2 separate regions of the Homo sapiens genome follow, and region 2 is linked to region 1. Evidence: read pairs that join two places in POLR2A ChIA-PET (ENCODE). Cell type or tissue: A673. All regions are shown on one strand. Each heading gives the region's core, and the rest is flanking DNA. Links, peaks and the distances in the headings are about the cores only.

Region 1 (4,000 bases), core at 1-4,000:
TTCATCTCCCTAATTCTTAAATGTTAGAGTACCTTAGGGCCCCAGTCTTTTGAACTTCTTTATCTCTATTCAGTCTATTCACTTTGATCTCACCCAACCTCATGCCTTTAAATACAAGGCTGACTATCCCCAAATTCTCTCGCCAGGCCAGGTCTTTCTTCAGAGCTGCAGATACGTATATCCAATACATATATCTTTATTTGGAGGTCAAATAGATTTCTGAAATAACATCCAAAACTTAACTCCCAATCTTTTCCTCAATCTGTTCCACCCTTCCTACTGCTCAGACTAAAAATCTTGACCCTTTCTTATTCACTCAATATCCCATAAGTCAGGAAATTCTGTTGGTTCTACCTTCAAATTATACCCAGAATCTGACCTCTTTTCACCAACTACATTGTTACTACCCTGTCAGAATCACTGTCATCTTTCACCTGGAACACAGCAGTTATATTCAAACTGGTCTCTCTCCTTCTACGCTTACCCTACTACTCCACCCTCAAGTCTATTCTTAACACAGCAGTCAGAATGATGCTCTTAAATTTAAGTCAGATCATGTCATTCCAGTCCTGATGGGAGGAAAATGTGATGCTGTTGCTTCTTCTGGCCATATGGTGTATGAGCCTGTTGTGATTGCAATGCAAGTAGTCCTGGGTTACTTTTTGCTGGGATGATTGGGAAACATGGGAAATTATGGATAGTTATACATATAATGTATGATACATTTCAGCCTGCTGAGAGTAAAGGGAGTAGTTTAACTGCCGTTTGCCACAGGAGCTCTGTAATTTATTGTATGGTGTGAATCAACAACTAATTTTATCGTTTTTAATCCCCCCTTCTCATTTTCCCCTCAACCCTTTTGGCAGCAATGATATATTAAAAAAAATCAAATGCTAAACTTCCGTTTCTCAAGAAGTTGATGGTGAATGTGTAATTCATTCATTTCTTTTACTTCCAATGGAAGGCAAACTTTGCACCCTTCAGTGTCTGAAAACAACTGTATTCTGCTCTCACCCTTGATTAATAGTTTGGCAGGTTGTAGAATCCATGGTTGCATATTATTTTCTTTCTAAAATGTTGTAGGCAATACTTTACTGTCTTAAATCATTAAAAGTTATTCATAAGGGGTTTGATTTCAGTCTGTTACTTGTTACTATGTGTGTGATTTCTTCCGGGATCTTTGTTTATCCTAGGAATTCTGCAGTTTTGAGATGTGTCACAGTACCATGTTTGATTCTCTATTTCAGTGCTTGGTGTGCCCTTTCAATCTAAAAACTTGTGTCCTCCTATTCTTGTTTAATAGATGTAGTATCTTCTTGGATCTCTGAATATATTAGATGATTTATTCTTCTTTTTTTAAAATAAAGTTCTTTCTTATTAGTTTTACTTTTTCCACTGGCCATTTTCCTGGTTATTTAGTCTTTCATGCCATTAGTTTTTCCCACCATGCCTGGTGATCTTCGGTTACTCATTCACATTTAAGGGAGAATGACTCATTAGCCAACATAGATTTCCTGTGTTATTTTGAAGATAGTCTGATTTTGGCTAGATTGTTCCCCTGGAGGGGATAAAAAGAGGGAGCTCTGTGTGGGCTGGACATAAGCTGACTGGCAGTGTTCCCACAGGGTGAGTGGGTGGGGAGCCAGCAGACCTTTCAAATGCCAGAAAGAAGATGGTGTTTTCTCTTTTGTTACACGAACACAGCACACACTTTAGAAGCCTTCGTCTTTCTCATGCTCTGTAAAGAAAATCTGCCTAGTGTTTGCCTGGGATTCTTGCCAGCTATCTGTATTCAAGTGTAGGGGTGAAAGAGGTATGAGGAGGGGAGAAGAGGGTATAGTTGGGCCTACTGGTACTCAACTAGAGATCTGGAAATCTGTTCAACTATCATCCTTGGGTAGTCCTCCTATTTACTGTTACTGGCTTCTTCATTTCTCATTTTTAAACATTTTATTTTGCTGGGGCATCAGAAGGGAAAGGAGGTGAATACAGATTTTAAGAAGTGGAAACCCAATAATACATTTTTAACCCTATTAACTGAGAATAATTCATCATCTGCATTATTACTATGAGAAACCAAAGTGTGTAACAAACAAAACTTAAGAAGTCATATAAATTGAGGATTTCCTTATATTGCAGTGGGGGCAAACTGATAACACTAAATGGTGTTTATTTTTTTTTTTAAATCCTTCATTAAAAGCACTTACATGTCAACAGCTGAGTAATCTGTCAGCTACGCCTTACATTTTGACCAACTAATATAGAAATATAAAGCTTTTTATCCTATCTTTGAGAAGTGCCCTTCCTCCACTACTCGCATGCCTGCAACCCTGCTTATGGAACAAGGCTACTGATATAGTTTGGGCATTTGTCCCCACCCAAATCTCATGTTGAAATGTAATGTTCAGTGTTGGAGGTGGGGTCTAGGGGGAGGTGTTTGGATCATGGGGGTGCATCCCTCTTGAATGGCTTAGCGCCATCCCCTTGATGATGAATGAGTTTGCGTGAGATCTGATTGCTTAAAAGCATTGCCCACACTCCCTTGGCTCCTGCCCTGGCCATGTGACCTGCTTGCTCCAGCTTTGCCTTCTGCCATGAGTAAAAGCTCCCTGAGGCCTCCCCAGAAGCTGAGTGGATGCTGGCACCATGTTTGTATAGCCTGCAGAATTGTGAGCCAATTTTAAGCCTCTTTTTTTTTAAAAATAAATTACCCAGTCTCAGGTATTCCTTTACAGCAATGCAAGAACAAACTAACACAGCTACCAATATGTTGAAGCACACGATGGGAAAATAAAGAAAAATCAAATTTAAAAACTTCCAATAATCCTTATGTCCAGGTTTTATTGTCTGATGCCATTCGTTACTAAAGACAATCAGGGCTTCTTAAAGAAATGAGTAATTCCAGGTCTAGGGATGGGACACCTTGCCACACCAGAAAACAAACTTTCCACTACCAATGAAATAAAAATCAAGGGTGTCAAAAAAGCAGCAGGAGACAGATAAAATTAGAAAATTATTGCTAATTGCTAAAACTGAGAGTGACAGATATATTGGAAGTTCAGTATACCACTCACTATATACTTTTGTTTAAACATTTCCATAAATATATAACATCATGGCAAAAAGACACAGGAATCAGTCTAAAAGGTCCTCTTTCCTATTAGTCAAATTTGTAAGAATTATGAGTGAAGTAGACTGAAACACAACGAAGCAATAAAAATCCACGAATCTGCAATAATATTTAAAAAGGAGAAAGCCAGCAAAAAACTTACCTAATCTTCTAAGCTGACAAAAATTGGCAACTGAGTGAAAAAAATTATTTACTTGTCTTTGTAGGAGCAGCCATATTTCAGAACAAATCAAAAACCCTAGTAAATAAAATACTCTGTTGTGCAAAAGCCTATCTAATAATAAGAAGTAAATTTTTTTAAAAAATAAGAAAATTAGCATTATGTAATCCCTCATGATATTACAGATTCAGGCAAGTGTTAAATGCAGGTATACGTTTGCCATGACCTAGAGATTCATACTGTGCAAAGTAACACCAAATATGTTATTTTCTAGTTGAAAGAAGAAAAAGATTAAACTTGACAGTGAAAAGATCAGATAGTCATACCCTAATTCAGTGGTCAACTTTAGTCTCCTTAATTGTGACCCATCCAGAAGCTGTCTCCTGATAAGTCATAATAAAAAATATATCACTTACCATACATTCCAGCCCAAAATGTTTCACTTGGATCTCTCAGGACATAAAATTTAATCTCTGGTTAACAGGAAATACAAGGGATAGAGGAACAAGTTAAAGGAGGAAGCAACCAGACACTTCTAGAAGGTGAGACATCCTGCAGGACAGCTGGTCCTGTCTCCTCAACTCAATAAGTGATATGAAAATAAAAAAGGAGGGGGCTGTTTTGTGTGTGTTTTTTTAAGAGACTTAGGGACATAACAACCAGATGTGAAACTTGGTTCTGGACTGGGAAATTCAACAATGGACTTGATA
Region 2 (7,120 bases), core at 1-4,000, 170 kb after region 1:
GCAGGACAGCTCCTGACAGGCACTGTCCATCAGAGGAAAGGATTCTTAAAGAGCCTTTGAATCTCCACATTTTGGGATTCCAAATGTTCAGCTTTTCCCTTAAGCTCAGTGCATTTGACCCCAGTTACCACCTGGAGCAACTAAAAGTCCAACTGCTCTCAGAAAACCAGCACGTCGCAACCGGTGCTTCGGGAACAAAGCGTGCTTGTTCTTCCCCCACCCTGGTCATGGGAGGTAGGCACGTGGGTTAACGACACCTAAGACTTCAGCTACTGCAGTGACATTAAAATGTCCGTCGGGGAGAAGGAAAAATGTGCCTGTTTGGCTTTAAAGGGCTCACAAACTTTAATATTCTTCTGTGACTCGGTAGAGAGGGCAAACCGGTGGCAAACACACATATGTGGGAATAGACCTGTGGCTGTGTGTTTTTGCTCTTCTGTATCAGGCTTCTGGGTTTTTATAGACAAAGACTTGCTCTTACCTCTCTTCTGCTGAACAAGGGCCTCCTTCAGTCCTCGACAGGCTTAGAAATAAACATAAGAAAGGAGGAGAAGACTTGGTTTTGTCATGTTCTGGCTTGGGCCCGTGGCCATGCTGGGCATCCCACAGCATGATCTTATTTAAGCCTCATAGTAACCCTGAGAACAAACACCCTCACCACTCCCATTTTGCCAGATGCAGACAAAAGCCTAGAAAAGTCCCTACTTACCCAACGTTGAATGGTTAGTGAGTGACAAACCCCTTTTCCCCTCCTGATGCAGATCTGTTCTCCCCAAAGCCCTAGAGGTACCAGGCTGGTGACACAATCATCTTTAGCTCCGAGGGCCTTGGTAACCATCCTGAGAGAAACCAGGACTATAGAGGGCTGGGGATTTGTCATACTTCTTTTGACACTGGCCCCCCGTTAAAGCTTGAATAGTAACCTCACAGGACAGCCCAGTCTTCCTGTTTGCAAGAATTTTAGTGCATATAGTATATGCCATGGTAGACTCTGGAAGATTTCTCCCTGTGTGACCCACCTTATATAATGCTAATTGGATTTTTTTTTTTTTTAAAGACAAAGAGGCACCAAGAAAAACACAAAAAAAAATGAGTCAAAATCTCCCTGGTCAGATAGCTTTTGTTGACATTAACAAACCCAAGTATAAGGTTAAAAAATTCAAACATCAGGAAAGTTTTAAAAATTAAATACCATTCCCCTCTATTCCTCTCCCAAAGGCAATCTTTGCTAATATTTTCTTGTGATTCTTTCCAGCAAAAACGAGCGTGTAAAATCCTATAGATATGACTCTATTTTGTTTTTGACATGAATGGAGAGAGTACCCCCTGGGTATTCTGCAGCTCACTCCTTTCACTCTAACATGTGTGAGAGAAGCTTCCCATTTTAGCACAAAGCAATCCACTGTTCTTTTCCTGAACTCTACGTGTTCATATTCTTTGCTCATTTAAAAATTTGGCATTTGGTTGTTTTCTTATCAAACTTTTTGTAAATTAATAAGTTTGTGGTCAAGTTTATATGTTAGAAATACGTTTTCTCTGTTTTTCACTGCTGTAACTTCTAATAAATATTAGCATTTCTCCTTTTTAGCCACACAAGGATCACAGAGAGGAGAAGAGAAGACTGTATGAGCTACCTACTGCTACTGTGACAAATTACCACAAACTTAGTGGCTTTAAACAACTCATTTATTGTCTTACAGTTCAGGAGGTCAGAGCTCTAAAGTGGGTGGGCAGGGCTGCATTCCCCTGGTGGCTCTGGGGAGCCTTTTCCAGCTTATACAGACCACCTTGGTTTGTGGTCACCTCCTCCGTCTTCAAAAGCAGCAGCAAAGTGGCCTTTTCTTCCCTGTGTGACCTCTGTTTACACCCTCATGTCTTCTCTGAGCCTCCTAGCTCCCTCTTATAAGGACCCTTGTGATTACACTGGGCCCACCCAGATAATCCAGGGCAACCTCCCCATCTCAACACCTTTAATTTAATCACAATAGCAAAGACACTTTTGGCATGTAAGTTATCATATTCATAAATTCCAGGGATTAGGACATGGACATATTTGGGGATCATTTTTCAGGGAAGAAGGGGAGAAGGGTATGTTGGGGGAAGGGTTGGTAGTATTGCTGCAAATTGTAGCTGTCCCCTCACCTCTGAAAGTCTGGAACCTTCTACACTTGGTGTGATTTAAGCCTCCTAAAAAGTGACATCCCTGCTCTTCAAGGTTATCACATCACAAGGTTTGTTTCTTATCCTCTCCCTGCCCCCAACACATATATCTGGCATGAGGGCAATTTATGAAAATCAAGTACCTGTGCCAGAAAATTAACTCTCGCAGCTGGGTGGTACCTCCTCACCAGGCTATAGGCTCCTGGAAGCCAGAGACCACATCTCAAGCTTTGTTGTTGTTTTATCTTACACAATCTGCCTGGCACAGCACTTCATATGTGATTAGAGAGGGAAAGAGGAAGGAAGGAAGGAAGGAAGGAAGGAAGGAAAGAAGGAAGGAAGGAAGGAAGGAAGGAGAAAGGAAGGAAGGAAGGAGGGAGGGAAGGAAGGAACGGGAAAGAAGGAAGGAAGGGGAAAGAAGGAAGGAAGGAAGGAAGGAAGGAAAAAAGAAGACAAGGAGTCAGTGCTTCTCTGCAGGCCCCAGCTCTCCTTGCACATTCCTGTAGAAATGCTCTCCTGTTCTTCCTCTTCCCTGAGGTCCTCTTCCCCAAGGTCTCCCCCTCCCTGGGACTCAGCTTGACTTCTCTTTCCTTGGATGACTGGGCTTTCCAAGAGGACACTGGCTATAGGCAGGTGGTTGAGCAAAGACTTTGTGGGAAGATCATGCCCTATTTTCCATCCAGCCATTAGTGCCCTATTTTCTATTTAGCAGAACACTGAAAGCAGGAAAGAAGTAAGAATAATTAGCACGAAGTCAAACCTCTTTTGGCATTCTGCTGGGAGTGGAAGGGCAAGGAAGGCAAGGAGCAGTTCTGACATGGTGGGGGGAGAGGGTTCAGATATTGGTCTTATTCAGATACATCCGGAAGGCAGGAGGATGGGCTAGATGACCTCTCAAGGTCCCGTCCAGTCTGAGATGTTCACTGCCACTGTGTCCTCACCCCTGTGAATCTGCCTCTGGCCTCTTACTCCGAAACCTCCAGCCTTATGTCCTCCCTGAGTTGGCCAGGGAACCTTTTCCCCTCCTGATTATAAAAATAGCTCATACTTCCTATTACTGAAAGTTTGACAATTTAAAGAAGCAAGAAAATATGATATCCACAATTCAGCTACCCAGAGGGAAGCATGCTTAATATTTTAGACTATTTTTCTCCTAGTCTTTATTCTATGCATATATATTTGCAACTCCTGCAGTAGGCTTCTTTCTGCAGTTTTCTAGGGAGGGTGCGTTAGGAGATCAGCCTCCCTACCTCCAGGTAGCTTGTCCCTTAATGGATGGCTGCTTCCCATACCCAGTGGCTGCCAATGACGGAGCTGCTTTGGCTCACCCCAACCAAGGAGGCAGCCGGAAAGCCTTCCTCTGCAGTAACTCAGACCTTAAGGGAGGTTTCACTTTGTCATTGAATGAAAACAAGAGAGTGGGCCAGGTGTGGTAGCTCATACCTGTAATCTCAGCACTTTGGGAGGCCAAGGTGGGCAGATCACTTGAGGCCAGGAGTTTGAGACCAGCCTGGTCAATATGGTGAAACCCTGTTTCTACTAAAAATACAAAAATTAGCTGGGTGTGGTGGTGGGTGCCTGTAATCCCAGCTACTTGAGAGTCTGAGGCAGGAGAATCGCTTGAACCCAGGAGGCGGAGGTTGCAGTGAGTCGAGATTGTGCCACTGCACTCTAGCCTGGGCAACAAAGTGAGACTCCGTCAAAAAAAAAAAAAGAACAAGAAGAAGAAGAAAGAAAAGAAAGGAAAGGAAAGAAAGAGAAAAAGAAAAGGAGACTGTCTTCAGGCCTCACAGAATTGGAGTCCTATTGGGGGAAATGGGAGGGTGGAGGCAGGTATCTCATGAAGTCCCACGGACCCACACAAGGTCTCCTGCATGGATCTCTTCCCCATCTCCCCTCTTCCTGTTGCCTCTCTAGCTTTTCACCTCTTTCTCCTCAGTAGCTACTGCTTCAGGAGAGAAGAGGTGAGATCTCTGAGAAGAAAGGTGTGGGGAGAAGGGGCTCCCTGAGGTGCAAGGCAGGAGGTGGGGAAAGGAGGACTTCTGCTTAAACTGTAGCTGCTTCACTCAATGAAGCACTCGTCTAAAATAAAACATATCTCATCCTCTAAAAACTAATCTTTTCCAGGAAAGAAAATACAACTACAGAAATAATATTTGGCCCACATAAGAAATTGATATTCCTCCTATTACTCTACTCATAACTCTATTTCCTGTGAGCAAACACTCTGACCTTATTAGCCCAAGAGAACATTTACATCCTCTCTGTCCAAGGTCAGATGACAAGATATCCTTTATTAACTTGACAAAACAGCATATTGTACTCAAGTTACCGACTCTTGTAATCACTCAGAAAGGAAATAGTGGTGGGTGTGGAATCCTGGGGAAGGCAGGGTAAGAAGTCTCTTTTCACTTGATCACATATTTTTAACGTACACGAAATTACAGTTTTTGTGTTTGTTTTTCACAATATCATAAGCACTGCCCCCCAAGTTTTTTTAAAACTCCCTAAAGACTCTATCTTATCTGAGCACGCTTGCAAATGAATTCATACTATTACATTGTAGAGCACAGCCGTGGTTCTGTGATTTTAGGAACAGAGGTCCTTACAGACCAGAAGACCTCATATTATTCTTGCTAAAATAAATCCTTAAGATTTCCCAATAGCTAGCTTAGTAATTGCTGGTAACTTTCCAAAGACATCACTGATAAGGAGCAGCTTCTGTTAGATGATTGGAAATATTGCCCTGGTTTTCAAAACTGTGTGTAGAAGGCACTGAGGCCAGGTTTGGCAGTAACCACATAAGCGGAGTCAAGAAACATATCCTAGGAGGAGACACAGTATCTGGGTCATTGTTTCCACAGCTGTCAGTCTATCCCAGGGAACAGAACTGAAGACATTTCATCCTGGACACAGGCAGGCAGCTGTGTTACTGCACAAGAGTGGACAGACGTGGAGCCAGCACATTCCTAACTTTGAATTCTGATCATCTCTGAGATTGTGTAGCCCTCAGTTCTCAACCCTGGTTGTACATTAAGGGGGGGAAAAAGCCAGTACTCAGGACTTATTACAGACTGATTAAAGAAAAGAATCTGAGTCTCCCCCCTCTGGAGAATCTGAGAGAGAAAGCTCTCTGTTCAATTTTCGTAGTTTGGATGACCTGGAAAGCCTCTATGGAGGCAGAGAGTGGGTTCTATGACCTCTGTTAGGTCCCCTTTCCCTCCCTGTGTTCCTTAGCCAGGACTTGGCAGGAAACCCTGGGATATCAACAGTTCCACAGAGCATTTTGCGCCCAGTTTTCTTGTTTTTATCTTGAGATCTCATCATCAGGGAGACTTGGAGAATAGGCCGGTAATTTTGAAACCACAACTTGGCTTCTGACTGCCTCAGGCCTTCTTGAAAGTTTCCACCAGCCAAGAGTTTCATCCAGATATCTGCAAGGGACCTTCAAGGGAACGGCTGGGAAGCTCATTGTCCCATTAGGACTCCCTATGACCTTCCCAGAGGGCCCAGCCACACAGATGCAGCCTGGAATGTGGCAGGAAGCTGCAGAACAGGCAGGAAGCCCAGCTCCACGTTACATCGCAAGCAGCCTCCAGCAGCCAGCCCTGAAATATCCCGTTTCTTCCTGATCCACCCCCACTCCCAAACACACATCTAACCAGCCAGTAAGATTCAGCAGTTACCTCTGAAACGCGTCTTGGATCTTCTGTCCTAACACCAACTCCCCAGCGCAGGAGCAATCTCCTAACTGGACTTCCAACCTCCAGTCTCTCCACCTCCAGCCCATTCTCCATGCCATGGCCAACATGATCTTACTAATCTAAGATCTTCTGGTTTGAAGATGGCATAAAGTTAGTAACCCTCCCTTCATTTTCTGGAAGTAATCCAAAAGCAAAAAGGACTTGAGCGATAAAAACACAAATTCCATTTTTAGTAAAAGTAGGAGACACCTAAACCACAAAATAGACGGAAGAGTTGCCAAAAGCAATAGAGCTTCAGCAGAGATGTTGCAGGAAGAAATAGAGCAAGGATGCTGTGCTGCAAAGTCTCTGGGACAGCCTGAAAAAGAATCCTCCAGAAGAGGAGGGGCACACCTGGATGCGGAATGCACAGAGCCCTTGTGTGCAGCAGCAGAAAACGGGTGCAGGTGCTGTGGCCTGAGCTCTGCTGGCTCAGGACTCAGACAAGCCATAGTTGTAGGAAATGGTCTGTTTCTGTGGCAACAGGGGAGGAGAGACTTTGCCTCGGGGAATCTTTGCCATTGGTTGGAAAGAATTCAAGGCTCAGTGAATTTACATCAACCCTGGGTCATAAGGAAAATTTAGCCAACCTGGAAGACAATCTTGGCCTCTCTCACACCTGAGGTCCACGGGGAAGAAAAAACATTACCTTCTTCAATAATGAGTAATATATACAAAGTTTTGACAAGAAACAAAGGAGGAAAAAAGAAAAAGCAAACAGCAAACAGCAGGTAAAGAAGATTCATCAAAAAACATTGTCATGGAGCAGATGACAATTTTAACGAGAAAATTAAGAAAACATAGCAAAGTAATTTCCCCCACAAAGAAAACACGCACATGAGAGATGAGGGAAGAGGTAATGAAACAGTGGGAGGAAATGAATCCTGAGCTGCCAGAGCTTGGGGAAGAAGTGAAAGAAAAAAAGAAAACTATCCAACCTTCACTCTTAAAAAATGAAGCCTCAAATCTGAAGCAGTAAAAGGGGAACACATACTGTGGAAACTCAATGAGAGATAGTGAGAGGAATAAGAAAAGGAGGCAAACTAAATGAAAATAAAGAATTAGAAAACAATAGGTACATTTGAAAGGCAAAGAAGAATTAATTTTATATGCATTAAATATGTCTGAAAGGGGCCGGGCATGGTGGCTCACGCCTGTATTCCCAGCACTTTGGGAGGCCGAGGCAGGCGGATCGCTAGAAGTCAGGAGTTCAAGAC

Evidence for each region. Peaks named below come from ENCODE experiments on the same cell type or tissue, not always from the same donor. Only the 100,000 strongest peaks of a DNase experiment are listed, where the experiment ranks them.
Region 2: POLR2A ChIA-PET joins it to region 1 with 5 read pairs; 2 of 35 experiments call an interaction of 5 or more read pairs at or near these places.

What each region holds. Positions count from the first base shown.
Region 1 is chr15:69,250,958-69,254,957 of GRCh38, reverse strand. All of the region lies in intron 2 of GLCE (glucuronic acid epimerase), which reads right to left. Among named protein-coding and RNA genes, the nearest start is that of PAQR5-DT, 46 kb to the left of the region's middle. In A673, for the core only: no CTCF peak of the experiment used is centred there; a DNase peak (open chromatin) is centred at 1,597; H3K27ac peaks cover 1,826 bases.
Region 2 is chr15:69,080,103-69,087,222 of GRCh38, reverse strand. It overlaps EWSAT1 (Ewing sarcoma associated transcript 1), which reads right to left and starts at 6,373. Exons shown (of 4, transcript NR_026949.1): 1 at 5,847-6,373. RefSeq lists an enhancer at 285-879. In A673, for the core only: no CTCF peak of the experiment used is centred there; DNase peaks (open chromatin) are centred at 2,402 and 2,692; H3K4me3 peaks cover 841 bases; H3K27ac peaks cover 4,000 bases.